Linked DNA regions of Mus musculus: region 2 is linked to region 1. Evidence: chromatin loops called from intact Hi-C (ENCODE). Cell type or tissue: left cerebral cortex. All regions are shown on one strand.

What was found. Peaks named below come from ENCODE experiments on the same cell type or tissue, not always from the same donor. Only the 100,000 strongest peaks of a DNase experiment are listed, where the experiment ranks them.
Region 2: a loop joins it to region 1, with 2.2 times the contacts of the local background. A loop is called at or near these places in 2 of 42 quality-filtered maps.

The regions. Positions count from the first base shown.
Region 1 is chr4:58,871,430-58,879,429 of GRCm38, reverse strand. Ecpas (Ecm29 proteasome adaptor and scaffold) reads left to right here. Exons shown (of 49, transcript NM_172381.3): 3 at 296-412; 4 at 2,267-2,385; 5 at 3,857-4,006; 6 at 6,670-6,841. Among named protein-coding and RNA genes, the nearest start is that of Ecpas, 37 kb to the left of the region's middle. In left cerebral cortex, no CTCF peak of the experiment used is centred here; a DNase peak (open chromatin) is centred at 4,049.
Region 2 is chr4:58,811,618-58,819,617 of GRCm38, reverse strand. It overlaps Ecpas (Ecm29 proteasome adaptor and scaffold), which reads left to right. Exons shown (of 49, transcript NM_172381.3): 34 at 354-475; 35 at 2,068-2,218; 36 at 4,294-4,359; 37 at 5,537-5,626; 38 at 6,908-6,974; 39 at 7,675-7,766; 40 at 7,843-7,909. Among named protein-coding and RNA genes, the nearest start is that of Olfr267, 30 kb to the right of the region's middle. In left cerebral cortex, no CTCF peak of the experiment used is centred here; no DNase peak of the experiment used is centred here.

The DNA.
Region 1 (8,000 bases):
TGAAATTTATTCCCTAGAACTCAGTGTTCCTACTACATTTTCTTACAAGTACGCCTATTTGGCCAACCAAGTATATCTAGAGACAGTAGAATCTTATATTTTACATTGTAATAATCTTGGTATCTTGCAAAATGCAGATACTGTGTTTCTGATTCTGATACATCCCTTTCTGCGTTATAAACTTTATGTTCCTTAAAAGAAAGAAGTAGCTACTTTCCACTAAGACAAGTAATGTCTAAGAAATGAATTTATTTTTAAGATATAATTGATAATTCTAGTTCTGTCTTTGTTTTAGGTAATGGAACTGCTGGTCCATCTGAATAAACGTATAAAAAGCCGCCCCAAAATACAGCTTCCAGTAGAAACACTATTGGTTCAGTACCAGGACCCTGCTGCAGTTTCCTTTGTCACGGTGAGAGTTAGTTTGGAATTTTTTTTGCGGGGAGGGGGGTTTACGTCAGTCTTCTCAGTGTTTAGTTGATGCCATCAATGTTTATTGGCAAACTTAAAAGTTTCATTCTTAGACCATACCTAACTGAAACAGTTGTTTTTTTTTTTTTTTTTTTTTTTTAATGCTGTGTTATTTTTTCATGGAGTACTGATTCACAGGTAATGCTGCTTCAAAGAAGTTATAGGAACATGGTAATGAATGGCCATTTATTGGGCAAAGAAATGTTGGTGAAATGACTGTGAGGTATTTAATATAAAAAAGAATGATTTTACTTATACAGAATCTGAACAAGTTAATATCAAAGACATTAAGAGTAGAGTACCGATTATCAGAAGTTGGGGGAAAATTAATTGCTAGGTACTAAGTCTAGAGAACAGGAACTTGTGATGTGCTGTGCTTGCGCAGTTGGAATGACTGTAGGTAATGGGTACTTTCTGCAAACAGGTGTTTACAGGCGCCCAGTGTGGTGTAGGATTGCAGTTCCTTTGGCTTGTTAGGTTGAGGCAGGAGTATTGCTTGAGCTCAGAAGTTCAAGAATAGCCTGAACAAATTATGGGATGCTCTTCTTGAATATGAACTCTGAAACAACAAAATAACTTACAGAAAGCTAGAAAAAGGGCTTTCAAGGTCTTGCCTTAATGGAATGATAGATATTTAAGGGTATGTTTAACCTAATAGAAGCAACATATAATGTATACATAGATTTAAATGTCACATTGGTACTCTATAATATGTATACTTTTCTAAAAACAACTTGGAACTGGGGATTAAGCCAGGGGCCCTTTGCGTGCAAGGTAAACCTTCTACTGAGCCAGGCCCCTACCCAATGCATGTAATTGCTTTTATGTAAGTAACAGTAATTTGATTCTTAGTATCTGAGATAAATCTGAAAAGAGAGAAGAGTTAGCAATACTCTTTCTGATGTGTGTACTCAGAAGCTATCCTTTTTTGTAGTGGAGTAAATCTGAGACTGGCAAGTATTCCTCTTCATTCCGTTTCATGAAAACAAAATTTAAAAAATGTTGATGTTATATGATGACAGATAGTGTTTTTTTCTGGCTCTTGTAATTTTTCACAGTGGGGCAAAATTTCCCAGATTGTTTTATCAGGAGTCACAGTTTTATTTGGAGGTGCTGTGTCTATTTTCTACATATAATTTCATTATAAGACAGTATCTTTCCTTTAACCAAATACAAATATTGAGGTCAATATCTATGCCAAATAGAAGGAAGGCCTTCTGATGCCTGTTCATTTCTGTGAAGAATCCTTCAGATTAGCAACTATCTTATTTCTACATCTGGATTTATACTCATGAGTTTACTTGAGTTGTAAATTTTGCAAAGGTTGTATATAGTGCTACGGATAACATCTGCAGCCCTCAGTTTCCCTGGATTACCTGCCATCCATTGCTGAGTTGTTACTGGATTGAGGGACCACATAGTGCTGCAGTTCCTAAGATGGTTTTAGTAATTGACCTGTGAAATGGAAGCTTGGGATTTGTTAACATGTGATCTTGGGTTATTGCAGCAAACCGGGAGATCTGCTGATAATGTGTATTATAAAGGTTTAGATAGGCTAAATGCCTTTTTTCTTCCTAGCAGTAGTAATTGACATGTGACTGTTTCTGGTTAAGTTACCTTTTTTACATAAAAAGCTGACTTTAAAAAGAAGTTGTGCTTAGGGTCTTCCCCGAGATGAGTAATTTGGAAGCTGTAATAAACAGAGGATGATTCTTGTGATGGTTGTGTTATAAGAATAACTTTCTGTAATTGAATTTTTCCCTCCATACTCACTTGCCTTCTCTTACTGCATTAGAATTTTACTATAATTTATGTTAAGATGGGCTATCCTCGCCTGCCAGTGGAAAAACAATGTGAGCTGGCCCCTACGCTTCTTACTGCCATGGAAGGGAAACCTCAGCCACAGCAGGATAGGTAAGGCTTCCTCGCTTACCTGTTCCCATCTGTAAGAGTCAACAACTTTTGCCTTTCAGATACAGGTCAAGTCTGGTTTTACTTGGCAACTGGAAAGGCTTGGGCTTGTTTACCTGAAGGATAGTTGAATTTTCTATGATATTTTAGTTACTGTTTTATTAGTGGCATTATAAAGTTCTTCATATGAACACAAAAAAATATGTAAGACTGACACTTTCCTAAATTTAACTGCTTCACGTTTTTTGTTGTCTTTTTAAAAGTGGTTGTTTTATGTGATGTTAAAAATCTATTTCATTGATTTGTTTTCCTTTCATCTCATCTGGAGAGAAGGCACTGTTGTTAAGAGTACTGTCTGCTCTTTCAGATGACCCAGGTTCAATTCCTACCAACCACATAATACTCACAGCCATTTGTTAACTCCAATTCCAGGGGGTCCAGAACCCTTTTCTGGCTCTGGGCACTAGGCTATCTTTGTTGTGTATAGATTTGGCATATAGATGAAATACCCACGCATGCATTAAATAACTAAAAAGAACATTTTTCATTAAAACATTTCTGTCTTGATGGATAAAACATTTCTCAACAATTTCTGGAAGCAATAGGGTAATATAGGCACTGGAAAAAAAATGAAGGCCTTTTATAACATCATTTATTTGTGGGCTTAGAGAAAATATCTTTATCTCAGATCTGTCAATTAGAAAGTTTCCAGTTCTGGTTTATTTATCAGTCAATCAGTTGTTTGATAATGGTCTTGGGGATCAAATGCAGGGCCTCAGAAGCCTTGAATAAAAGACTACAGGTGTTTACAATGAAATTAATAATTGAAGCAAATTTTTATTGAAAGAACATGTTGAACTTTACTTTTATCTAAAATGTAACATGAACCTTCTGGTAACCTTCTGGTAAAATCAAGTTTATTTTATATACATTTTTCTAGATTCTTAAAGTGATGAACCATGTTGGCTAAGAGCCAGTTATCACTTAATACTTTGAGATCTTTGTTCAAATCTTTGAGATTTGTTGTTTTTGTTTTTGTTTTATTTTGAGACAGTTTCTCTGTGTAGTTCTGTGTGTCTTGGAACTTGCTCTGTTAGCCAGCCTGATCTCAAATTACTGAGTGCTGGGATTAAAAGCATGTACCACCACCATGCCCAGCTTAATATTTGAGTCTTTTTAATTTGTATTTTTACATTTTTTGAGACAGAGTTTCTTTGTGTAGCCCTGGGTATCCTGGGACTAACCCTGTAGATCAGGCTGGTCTTAAACTCACAGAAATCTAGTTGCTTCTGCTTCCTGAGTACTAGGGACTAGGAAATCAAGGTTACTCCCTAAATTAAGACTTTGTCCCTAATTGGTATAAAAAATGAATAGCTCCTGATATAATTGCCAATTTGTATTAAGTATATCTTTTATTTGCGTGTATAAAAATCGATTTATAAACTAGCTGCAATAAATTTAATTTTTCTTTCAGCTTAATGCATCTTTTAATACCAACTCTTTTTCACATGAAGTACCCGGCTGAATCATCAAAGTCAGCTTCTCCTTTTAATCTTGCTGAGAAACCAAAGACTGTGCAGCTGCTCTTGGACTTTATGCTAGATGTCCTTCTGATGCCTTACGGGTGAGTTAAAAATGACAGAGAGCCAAGCAGTGTTGTCTTGAGAGTTTACTCTGTGGAAATTGTATGCTACTTTAAATGGCTCAGCTTATGTGTGATGCATCTCTGAGGATTTGCAGCAGTACTAAATGCTAAAGTCCAGCTCTGCTACATATTGGCTGTATAGATATAGTAATGCTGTTGTCATTTTTAGATTTCACCAGTCCCCAGCTGAAGTAAATGTTGAGTCTCCTAGCTCTGTGTACCTTAGGAAATCAGGAAATCATATCCAGTTTTCCTTGTTCTGTTTTCCTTGATGTCTTGGAATTTCTTTTGCACTTCTACCATTTAGTAGTGGATCTGTTTGGCTCTTCCTACAATTTTGTTCTCATAGCTTTGTTTTTTGATTCACTTTCTTTAGTGTACAAAATGTGATTTACATTCTACAGGCGTATCATTGGACTCTGCTTATCCCTCTCATGTCTTCAAACAGTGCTGTAGAGTTGCCTGATTTTTAGCACAGATTTTAAAGCACATCTTAGAAGCATGGGTTCTCAGTAGCCATCATTACATGTATTCAGTGATTCATACTCCCCTCCAAGTACTTCCACCTTATTCTTTAAGATAATGCAGTACTTTAGGATATTTCTCTACAGAGAAACAAAGTCACCTTGGAAAATATCTCTTACTGGCCAGATGTCAACTCGGTGTCTGCTACAGACATTTCTTATTTTGTGTAGACATATTTGCTCTATTTTCTGTGTCCCTCATAGCCCCCAAGAACTACCTGTGTAGTACTTTGTGTTTTTATCACATTGTTGACATCTTCCTCTTTCTTAAAGGTTTTTCAGCCCCTTGCAGTGTTTTATCAGGCTTTTGAATCTGGTTTCCAGATTGTGGTCTGACACTAGCCTACTGATTTGGTCTTGCTGCTAGAGATAGTTTCTAAACTGCTACTTTTACTCCGTTTTCCCCTGATCTTGAGGGTATATGTACATAGACGACCATGCACATGGAGTTGCATAGCATCTATCCTCAGTGCAGAGACGAGAAGGTTAAGGCTGTATGGTTCTTTCTCTTCCAGTTGGCTCTCCTTCTGCCCCTCTAGTTTAATAGCTTGATTTTTCAGGGCCTTTACTACAGGCAAGAAGCTGAAATAGTGAACTGGAAGTGGGGTGAGGCTATAAACTCTCATATCTCACCCTCAGTGACTTTTCTTCGTCCAGCAGAATTGCATCTTATGGCTATGGGGATATAATCTCCCCTAGAAGCGCCAGCAATTGGGAACTCATTTAAACCAATACAGCTTCCAAGCTTCTCATTCTTTAATGAGAATTTTAGTATCTATTATGATCTATTATCAGTATAGAATTAATATCAGTATAGAGTTAAAGGGATTTCAACTAATGTTTGTATAAAATATAAATATGATTATGAGGAATAATAGTTTTAATTGGATGAAAAATAAATTTATTAGAGGTCTTATTTCTATTCTACAAGCTAAAAAGTATGTCAGATAACAATAACAAGGAGACACATACAAGGAGCTTTGAATATATAATGAGAAAATTCTTTTTTTTTTTCAAAATTTCCTACTTTTAAAACTTTGTTATTATTCTTTGTATGTGTACAGAGTATGAGTGAAGTACAGTTCTGTGGAGTTGGGTCTCTCACCTTTAATGGGTTTCAGGACTTAAATTCAGGTTGTCAGGCTTGTGTGGCAAATGCCTTTTAACCATTGAGCCATCTTGCCAGGCCCTGACTGATGCCTTTTACTTTAGTTTTAACTTTTAGAATGTTACATGCTTGTATGGGAGGCAGTTTGTGAGAGGCTTCAGTGAGTTTTCTAATGTGAGTTACAAAGTAAGGGAAAAAACCGTAAAAGCTTTGTTTGGAGCATAGAACAATACTAACCATAAGCCTTGTGGGGTCAATAGGCATATGTCTGTATTTGTCATTAAAAAATCAAAATGTAGTGAGTGTAAACTAACTTATCAGATAATAATATGTACCTGGAAATGGCATAAACATTTTGTAGTTCACTTATAACTGCCTTGAGTGATAGGTTCTTCTGATTAATTTGCTGACGATATATATATATATATATATATATATATATATATATATATATATGTATATATATATATGTATGTATACCTTTGAGATTTTTTTTTATATTGCTGGACAGTGTTGCTGCATGCCTTCAATCCTAGCAGAGGCAGGTGGATCTCTGAGTTTCAGGCCAGCCTGGTCTATAGAGTGATTTCCAGGACAGCCAGGGCTATACAGAGAAACTCTGTCTTCAAAATCAAAATAAGTACAAAAGTGATTTTTACGTGGAAATTTTTATTTTCGTTGTTGCTCTAGCACAGTGGTGCTAAAAGTGACTCTTTAGTAGAGTTCCTCATGTTTTGATGACCCCTAACTGTGATATTACTTTTGTTGCTACTTCATAACTGTAATTTTACTATTATGAATGGTAATGTAAATAGCTGTGTTTTACCATAGTTTTAGGTGACCTGTGAGAGAGTCATTTTACTCCCAAAGGGGGTGCGACCCAGAGGTTAAGAACCACAGCTCTAGCATAATACTGTTCAACGACAGAGTGAGTGTTTTATGTATATATGTGTAGATATACACAAATTCACATGCTTTTATAGAGAGTTAAAGTTTTATTTTCTTTTCAGATATGTGTTAAATGAATCCCAGAGTCGCCAAAATTCATCATCATCATCACAGGGTTCTTCTTCAAACAGTGGGGGAGGTTCTGGAATCCCACAGCCTCCCCCAGGAATGAGCTTTTATGCAGCTAAACGAGTTATTGGTGACAACCCGTGGACACCTGAACAGTTGGAACAGGTATCATCACAGCTGCTCTTTATAGGAGTACTGACCCTGAACTCTTGCCCCTGTGAAGTTCATGGAAGCATGTGCAGAGCAATTCCTGTAATTTCAAGTTCTCTAAAGAGTATGTTGGAAAGGAGCAAATTCTTTTCCTCTGTCATTTATTTGTTAAAGCCCTAGGGATGGGGGGAGTGGGAAATGAGCGTATGTCTTTCTAACAGTGTTCACATCTTTCAAGTACTATGCACAACCTATTTTATATTGAGCAAATTTAGTTTTCTCTCATTTTAATTTATAACTATAGGTCTTAATTATGTAGTTCCTTTGATGCAGTTAAAATACAATTTATCTTTCATTATTCAATATTTTAGGGCTGTACATTTTGTGTAAAGTGAGGAACCTCTATACTTCACAAGTGACAATGTGGGGAAAAGCATGACTCCCTTTTATATTTCTTCTTGGGGTTTTAAAATTGGCATTAAGAATTTTATTCTGGATTTAAACAGGACACAGATGTTCTCTGAGCAGCTTTTAAAAATGACTGGTGCTCTACAGAGAAGGTGCCTCCCTGTGTCTGTCATCAGGCACCTCAGGGAAGAACAGAAATCAGTATGTAATTATTTTGGAATTCAAGCAACATGGGTTAGTCTTCCAATCCTTCCTTTATTTCTCCATAGCAGTCTCAATGATTTGATCTTTTCTTTTTGGGAATGTAAGTGATCATTGACAAAAGTGTTTTCAGGAGAGAGAAAAAGAAGCAAATGGGGCATTCTTGCCACTCAAAATTTAGTGTTCTATTCAATGAGGGTTATAATTGATTAGATTTACTTCATGCTTATACACCTTTTACCTCCTCCCTCCTCCCCTTAAGCCATAGTGTGAATCTAGAAACCACTCTAATGAGTGTGACATGACCTATGGCAGGCACTATACTGGGTACTTTTAGTATACTATCTCATTTAATCCTCACAGCAACTAATGAGGTAGCGAAATTTTCTAAAGCTCCTTTCCTAAAAGGTATGGAAGTTTTGAGATTCACCAGGGTCTCTTTTCTGATACCGGACTCTTAGCCTAGCCCTTTGTGAGGCTTAAAGCTGAATATACTGGAGAGTACTAGTTATTGCTATTGTTCATTTATAATCTTAAGTTGGTCATTGTTTGCTGAATTTAAAGG
Region 2 (8,000 bases), 60 kb after region 1:
TCCTGCAATCTGTAGTGATGAAATGGTTATATACACAGAACATTTTTAAAAAGTGCTTTCTTAAATATTTTTCACCATATTTTTAGCTCCTTTGTTTCTCACTCTACAAATTAGAAAGTCAAAAATTAAAGAATAGAATTATCATCAGGTTCTTTGTTTAGATACAGCAGTCCTCTTGGACTCAATACTGGTCATTCCTCTATCTCCCTACAACCGCCATAGTGGCATAGAAAGTAAACTTATTTTTCATTGCTGATAGTGACATTAAAAAAAAAACAAAAACACTTTGTCAGAGAAATGCTTTAATAGTTGTGAGGCCAGCTTCACTAATGTCCCTGCTCTTTGTATGTGAGGTTTGTGTGAAAATGTGTGACCCTGCCAAAGGAGCAGCTGGCCAGAGAACCATTGCTGTCCTCCTGCCCTGCCTTCTGGACAAAGGAATGATGAGTCCTGTGACGGAAGTCCGAGCCCTCAGGTGTGGTTTGGTTGAAGTGAATGTACTGGAATTACTTAGTTTCTAGCCAGTTTGTAGAAAATGTGTTCTCTTGAATGTTAGATTCCTAAACATAAGAAAAATGGGCTGAGGAGAATCCGTTGAGGTAACTTAAGCATTTATGAAAAGATGTGGGCTAAAGTATTTTATAGTCATATTTCATGGGGACCTTAGTTTGACGAATATTCTGAGTTGCATATTATTCTATTGGCATCGGCCCCTTTCCTTAGCAAGTGCACATCTTCCTGTTATGCCTCATGTCTTCAGGGCCTTGCTTGTTGAGTATAACCAACTGTCCTTGGAAAACTAGTATATATGGTGACTATTAATGGCTTCTAAATCTACTAGCTAAAAGGCAAATGTGGAAATTAATGATGGTTCAGGCTTTCCAAACCTGAACTCTATACTATACTATACTCTAATAGGATAAAAGGACACAACAGGATGTGCATTCTGATGTGGTGGGATAGGATATATTCAGCATTGCTTATGAAAGAGCCTTGCATGGTTTCAGAGGCAAAGTCTACCCATATTTGCTATATAGTAGCTCAGCCTGGCCTCAAACTAGTGATCCTCTGGCCTCATACATCAGAATGTTGGCATTACTGGCAGAAGCCATATTTTTAAAATAATTGAACCTTTACTTGGTTTAGTGTGTGTATGTATGTGTGTGTGTATATATATGTATACATGTATATATATATATGTATGTATGTGTATATATACATATATATATACATATATACATATATATATATATATATATATGATATGCTAAATAACACAGCTGAAATAGGATCAGTACAGTTAAATGAGAAAACAAGAGAAAGACTGGGACTGAAAGTTTCAAGAATCAAGCTGGGTGTGATGGCACATGCCTTTAAATCTACTAACTCATATATAGAGGCCATCAGATATCTGTGAGTTCAAAACCAGCCTGGTCTAAATAGCAGGTTCTAGTTTAGCCAGTTCTGTATAGAGTGAAACCTTGTCTGAGAAAGACAAAGAAAGGGAGAAAGGAAGGAAGGAAGGAAGGAAGGAAGGAAGGAAGGAAGGAAGGAAGGAAGGAACAGGGGGAGGGAGGAAAGAAGGGGGAAGAAAGAAAGAAAAAAAAGAAAAGAAAGGAAAAAGATAGTTAGATTGAAGATGGTAGTGGATAGACTTTGAGCTCTGAATTTGGATTCTAGCAAACTATCATTTTTTTTTCACCCCTCTATGTGTATGTATGCTTGCTTAAAAATATCTGTAATTGCCGGATGATGGCAGTACATGCCTTTAATCCCAGTGCTTGAAAGGCAGAAACAGTCAGATCTCTATTAGTTTGAAGCCAGTCTGGTCTACAGAGCAAGCTTCAGGACAGGTTATTCAGAGAAACTGTCTCAAGCAAAACATTGCAAGACAAATCTGTAATTTTTTAAGTGCCAAGAGATGAGAAACCCTACTTTCCAGTTGCCAAGTTAGGCTTTGAGCCATGAGTATATACCTGAATACAAGTGCAAACCATCCTCGTGATTAGATTGTAGGCCTTCTCATTTGTGGTGAAGGGAATGAGATGGTGTTTTCTGTGTGTCTAGCATTAACACTCTTGTGAAGATCAGCAAAAGTGCAGGAGCCATGTTGAAACCACACGCACCCAAACTCATACCAGCACTCTTAGAGTCCTTAAGTGTGTTGGAGCCTCAAGTTCTCAATTATTTGAGTCTCCGGGCTACAGAACAAGAAAAGGTAAGTTGATAGCAGAAGTATATTGGTAAGTACTGCTGAGGTATGATCACTAACCATCTACAAAATGCCTAAGTAAAAATTTACATGTAGACTTTGATCTGAAGTTGCTCTGTTGTCTTTGATCAGTTATTACCGGGAAGGATAGAAAGGAATCCCCTAGAGGCCTCCTCAATGAACGGTTTCCTAGGGGCTTTTAAAATTCTTTCATATTTATAAGTCACAAACCCCCCAAATAGCCAATTTAAAAACAAAATCACCACTTGAGAATCTTTTCAAAATCTATTGGTTGCTGTTTTATCCTAGTAACCTTTTCCTTAAAGAAGCTTTCCAGTTTCAAGTGGTCCTATTTATCAATTGTTGACCTCAGACCCTGAGCCATTGGTGTTCTGTTCAAGAAATTTTCCCCTTTGCCAATGTGTTCAAGGCTATTTCCCACTTTCTCTTTTATTAGATTCAGTGTATTTGCTTTTGTGTTGAAGTCCTTGTTCTACTTGCACTCGAGCTTTGTTAATAAATATGGATCAATTTGCATTCTTCTACATGAAGACTGCCAGTTAGACCAGCACCATTTGTTGAAGATGCTTTTTTTTCTCCACTGGATGGTTTTGGCTTCTTTGTCAAAGATCAAGTGTCCATAGGTGTGAGAGCTGTAGTGTTATATTTTGAATGTTTTTTTTTTTTTTACATACATTGTACATTATCTCTTTATACTCTCCTAGTTCCAGTCTGCTCATCTCCTCCCACCTGCCCAAACTGAGACCTTTTGCTTGGAACTGTATCCACTGAGCTAAATCCCTAACTTTTGGATCTAAAGAGATATCCTAGCAGTTACCTACTCTTACAGAGGACTGGAGTTCAATTCTTTTTTTTTTTTTTAAGACTTATTTATTTATTATATGTGAGTACACTGTAGCTGTCTTCAGATACACCAGAAGAGGGCATCGGATCTCATTATGGATGGTTGTGAGCCACCATGTGGTTGCTGGGATTTGAACTCGGGACCTTCCGAAGAGCAGTCGGTGCTCTTAACCACTGAGCCATCTCTCCAGTCCCTGGAGTTCGATTCTTAGCACCCACATTTGATACTTTTCTGTAACTTTGCCTTTTGTGAACATGCACAGTCATTTGCACATGCCTATCCTTATACTTTATAACTCTTGTTAACCATTTATATATTTCTCTGAATTTCGTTTCTATTTTATACCTAGTTTTTAATATTTATGCTTGTTTAGTGGGATGATTAGGCCTATATAATATGTAATGTGGGTGTGTTCTCTCAGTTCACTGTTTGATTGTTAATTTTTATAATCTACTCTTATAAATTACCCTTTTCATTTGCCTTTTAATACTGTTGTTTCTTCTTTACTGGGCATTCTTTCCTGTTTCACTAGACTTGCCACCTGCTATAAAATGTTTACTAGTATTAAAAATTAGGGGACATAAATTCTATCCATCTTTTTGTGAACCTCAGCAAATTACGTTTTTGTGCCTTACTCTCTGGATAGTAATAACCTTTCCCCTAGTGTAATTTTGATCAAACTATCATTGTAAATATGAATCCACATAATAAAGTTAAAGGATTAAGTGGATTATACAAACACCCAATTTTGTTTTGTTTTTTTGTTTTTTTTGACAATGTTTTAAACATTATGTAGAAACGCAATATATTCTCTTTTTAAGTGGATAGAGAACCTGGAACTAAAGAATGCTGAATAGCTTGCTTAGAGCCATAGTATCTTTATTAATAAATACATTGTTACTTAATTTCTTGTAACAGAAGGGATTGATCCCAGGGCCTTGTTCATGCTAAACTACTAGTGAGGTGCACCACCAGCCCTCATATTTTGTTTATTTTTAACTCTTGTCTAAATTTCTGATTTTTAGAGATATGCTAACTTTACAGTTAAATTGTTAAGGAAGGTCAGCGGAAATTAGAATTTGACTTCCATCTGATTTACATATTGATTGTTTACTTAAAAGCCTTTAGTTTGGAAATAAAACCCTTTAATTAGTGTTTCTATGGCTAATTCATAATTAGTTGAATATTCTGAGTATCTTGAGCTTCTGCTTTTCAGGATGTAATGGACAGTGCTCGACTCAGTGCTGCCAAATCCTCTCCCATGATGGAGACAATCAACATGGTGAGTTTCCAAACACAACTGAAATACAACCCCTTTGCATCTCTTTGAGTACAGTTCTCCAGAAGAGCTCATGCTGTGTAACATGAGACAAACCTAAGGGGCTATGTTGATAAAATACTGTGACTACAGTTGTTTCTTTCAAAATTCTTAAGTTTTTAACTGGCATATACAAATTTTGCATATTTATAGACATTTTTCTTAACCAGTAATAAAAGTAAATTTTCTGAATAGCAGAATTTGTCAAATTTTGTGTTAGATTAAAAACAACATATTAGTAGATCTATGTATAACTCGTATCTATTAATTTTGGTCTTATTTTAGGTTCAGTAATGTTATTTTATTATTATTTTTATTATTATCATCATCTTCCGCCTATCTCTGCTTGAGAAATTTCTTTGTTAAAGATTATGAAGGTGTGAGATCAGAGAGATTTTAATGAAGTAGCACAGAAGGTGGGCAGCAGGAATTGAGCCATAGTGATGTATATCTTTCAGATGCTGGAAACGTAGTGAAGAGTTCGTGGCACTTTGAGGCTCTGGGAGTCTTTGCAGAGTCACCTTCTGGGCATTTCCTGTAGTGATTATTAAGAGCTTGCAAGCTACCAGAAACTGTTTGCTAAGCAGATCACAAATGGGACAAAAGTCAGGTTTTAGTGTCCAATGGGGACTGCTAAGAGTCGTATGTTTTAGTTTTACTATTGGGGCAAATGAGAGAAGTATTTAGCAAGCATCATTTGGAAATATTCATAAATAATGAAGTGTGTGCCCGTATTTTAAAAAAATATAACAGGCTGTGGTAAAATCATCTAAGAAACTGACTTATTTGGGGTCTAGTAGGCTCGACTTAGTCTGGAAGGTCAGTTTTAATCTAGGTAATTTGCATTTGCCATAGATTGATAGAGGGGGATTGAAAGAGAGGTAACCATTTATTTCCTCTTAGTAAATTAATGCTTTTCATTATTTTGTTTTTCTATTTTTAATGTTGAACCATCAGTGAGTGAATTTTCTGTTTGTAGTACTGTAGTAGTTTAATTTTTCCAGAGCAAAATCAAACCAGTGATTTTCAACTTTCTATTAAAACTAGTAGGTTCATATTTTGATATAGGTAGTTTTTAAATAAAGATATGGTACTGACTTACTTGTTTAGGCTTACTTTTATATTTATTCTTTTCTCAAAGTGCCTGCAATATCTTGATGTTTCGGTGCTAGGTGAACTAGTTCCTAGGCTATGTGAGCTGATCAGAAGTGGTGTAGGTCTTGGGACTAAGGTAAGATTTGTGTGTGTGTGTGTGGGGGGGTATATTGGTGTTTATGCACATGCATGTGGAGGACAAGAGTATCTTTATTTTAGTTTTACCTTTTGGGTATCTCCCACTATTGCTTTCCACATTATCTTTTGAGAAAGATTCTATTGCTGAACAAGGTGCTCACTGATTGCCTAGGCTGGCTGCCAGCAAGCTCAGTGAATCTAGCTCTTCCTGCCCCCACAGTTCTTAAGACTACAGATATATGAACCCAGATTTGTATGTGGATGCTAATGTGATCCTGGGTCCTCATGCTTGCACAGTAGATACTTCACCTACTGAGCCATCTTCCTAGTCCATAGAAGTGTACTTTTATAAGAGCAAATATGTGTTTGTGATAAGTTTTTTAAACAACAAAAAATGACCACCATGTTTAACACTTAATGTTTCTGGCCGGGCAGTGGTGGCGCACGCCTTTAATCCCAGCACTCAGGAGGCAGAGACAGGCAGATTTCTGAGTTTGAGGCCAGCCTGGTCTACAGAGTGAGTTCCAGGACAGCCAGGGCTACACAGAAAAACCCTGTCTCGAAAACAAAAACAACAACAAAAAGTTAATGTTTCTGTTAAACCATAGTGCATGTTAAATATTTTGTTTCTATGGTTACATGAGTAGCCTAAACTGTGTAACTGATTTTAAAGTATGTATGTATTTATTTTAGATAAGGTCTCTTATAGCTTAGACTAGTCTCAAACTTCCTATACTGGGAGGATGACTTGGAACTTTTGATAGTTCTGCCTGTATTTCCTGGTGCAGGGATTACAAGTATCTTGTTGTGTACTGTCATGCTTACATGTTATCATGCTCTGCTTGTCTTGCTGTTTTTAGTACAATCTTTTATGGTTACCATGAGAGTGCTCTTAAATTTTCTGATACTACCGGTTAATGGACAAGCTCACTTATCTGTTAAAGCAGTAATCATTTTAGACAGTATTAGAAGTTTTCATGTAAGGTTTAATAGATGTTTGGATAGAAAAATACCATTTGTTTGTTTGAGAATCTTAAAAAGGTCAGATACTCCCTTCATCTGCTTATTTTTTTCCTACTGTTAAATTTTAGTTGTTGTTTTAGCCCAAATCTCATGGTGTCCCCTTTTCTCTTTCGGTGTTTTTCTTTTTTCTATATTCAATCCCAGAGGGGCTATTAGATTTCATATGTTTTATCTTTAAATTATTAATGCCTAAAAGTAGTAGTTTGGTAGTGCATAGAGACATCAAATTTAGACCTTTGTTTTTGTGACCTTAAAGGGGGGCTGTGCCAGTGTCATCGTGTCTTTAACTACTCAGTGTCCCCAGGACCTGACACCTTACTCAGGTGAGTTTGATATGTGTAGGAGCACTGTTTCATGATTGGTTATTTCAGAGGGTTTTTTTTTGGTTTTTTTTTTTTTTTTAAATCTTGTTTTTGTTTTTTTGAGATGGGTTTCTCTGTGGCTCTGGCTGCCCTGGAACTCTCTCTGTAGACCAGGCTGGCCTTGATCTCAGAGATCTTTCTGCCTCTGCTTTCTGAATGCTGGTATTAAAGGCGTGCACCACTGCTGCCTGGCTCTTTCAGAGTTTTAAAAAGAAAATTACTGGGTGATGTTGGCTTGCTTTGCCTCTACTGAAATCTCTGACCCAATCATTCTGTAAGCAGACTTTTATTGTGTCATCAGCTAAGTTTGTCAGTGCATAAAGATGTAAAAGTACCTTTCATTCTGCAGAACTTTGTAACTGTTCATAGCTAATTTTGCATGAGTGCTTTTCTAAAAATTCCCCTTCTAGATAGGCTTCTAGGTGGGATTTTGTATCTACCTCTCATTTTTGTACCTTTTTCACAATATTCTGGACAGAAGTTAAATTTTAATTTTTGATTTAAATGAAATAAAGAAAGGAGGTAGCACAAATAATATTTAAAAGACCTAACCTACTATGCAGTAAACCTGATTAATTTCAGGGTTATGGGGTTTTAGTCCTAGGAATATAACATAATATCTGGCCAACCACACAATTGACTGAATTTATTATTTCTGTAGGTAAACTTATGAGTGCTTTGCTTAGTGGTCTGACAGATCGGAACAGTGTAATTCAGAAATCCTGTGCATTTGCCATGGGCCATTTAGTTCGGGTGAGTTAACTTTCTTATTCAGTTAAGCACAACTCTGGTAATTATACAGAAATGAGTAAGAATGCTTGCTTTTCAGACTTCACGGGATAGCAGCACTGAGAAACTGCTACAGAAGCTCAATGGCTGGTACATGGAGAAAGATGGTACCTTTTTTTTTTTTAATCATTCTAAATTTAGACATTAACTAAATAAGCTGTATATTGTTTTGGTGGAAACATTTTAAATTGTTTTATT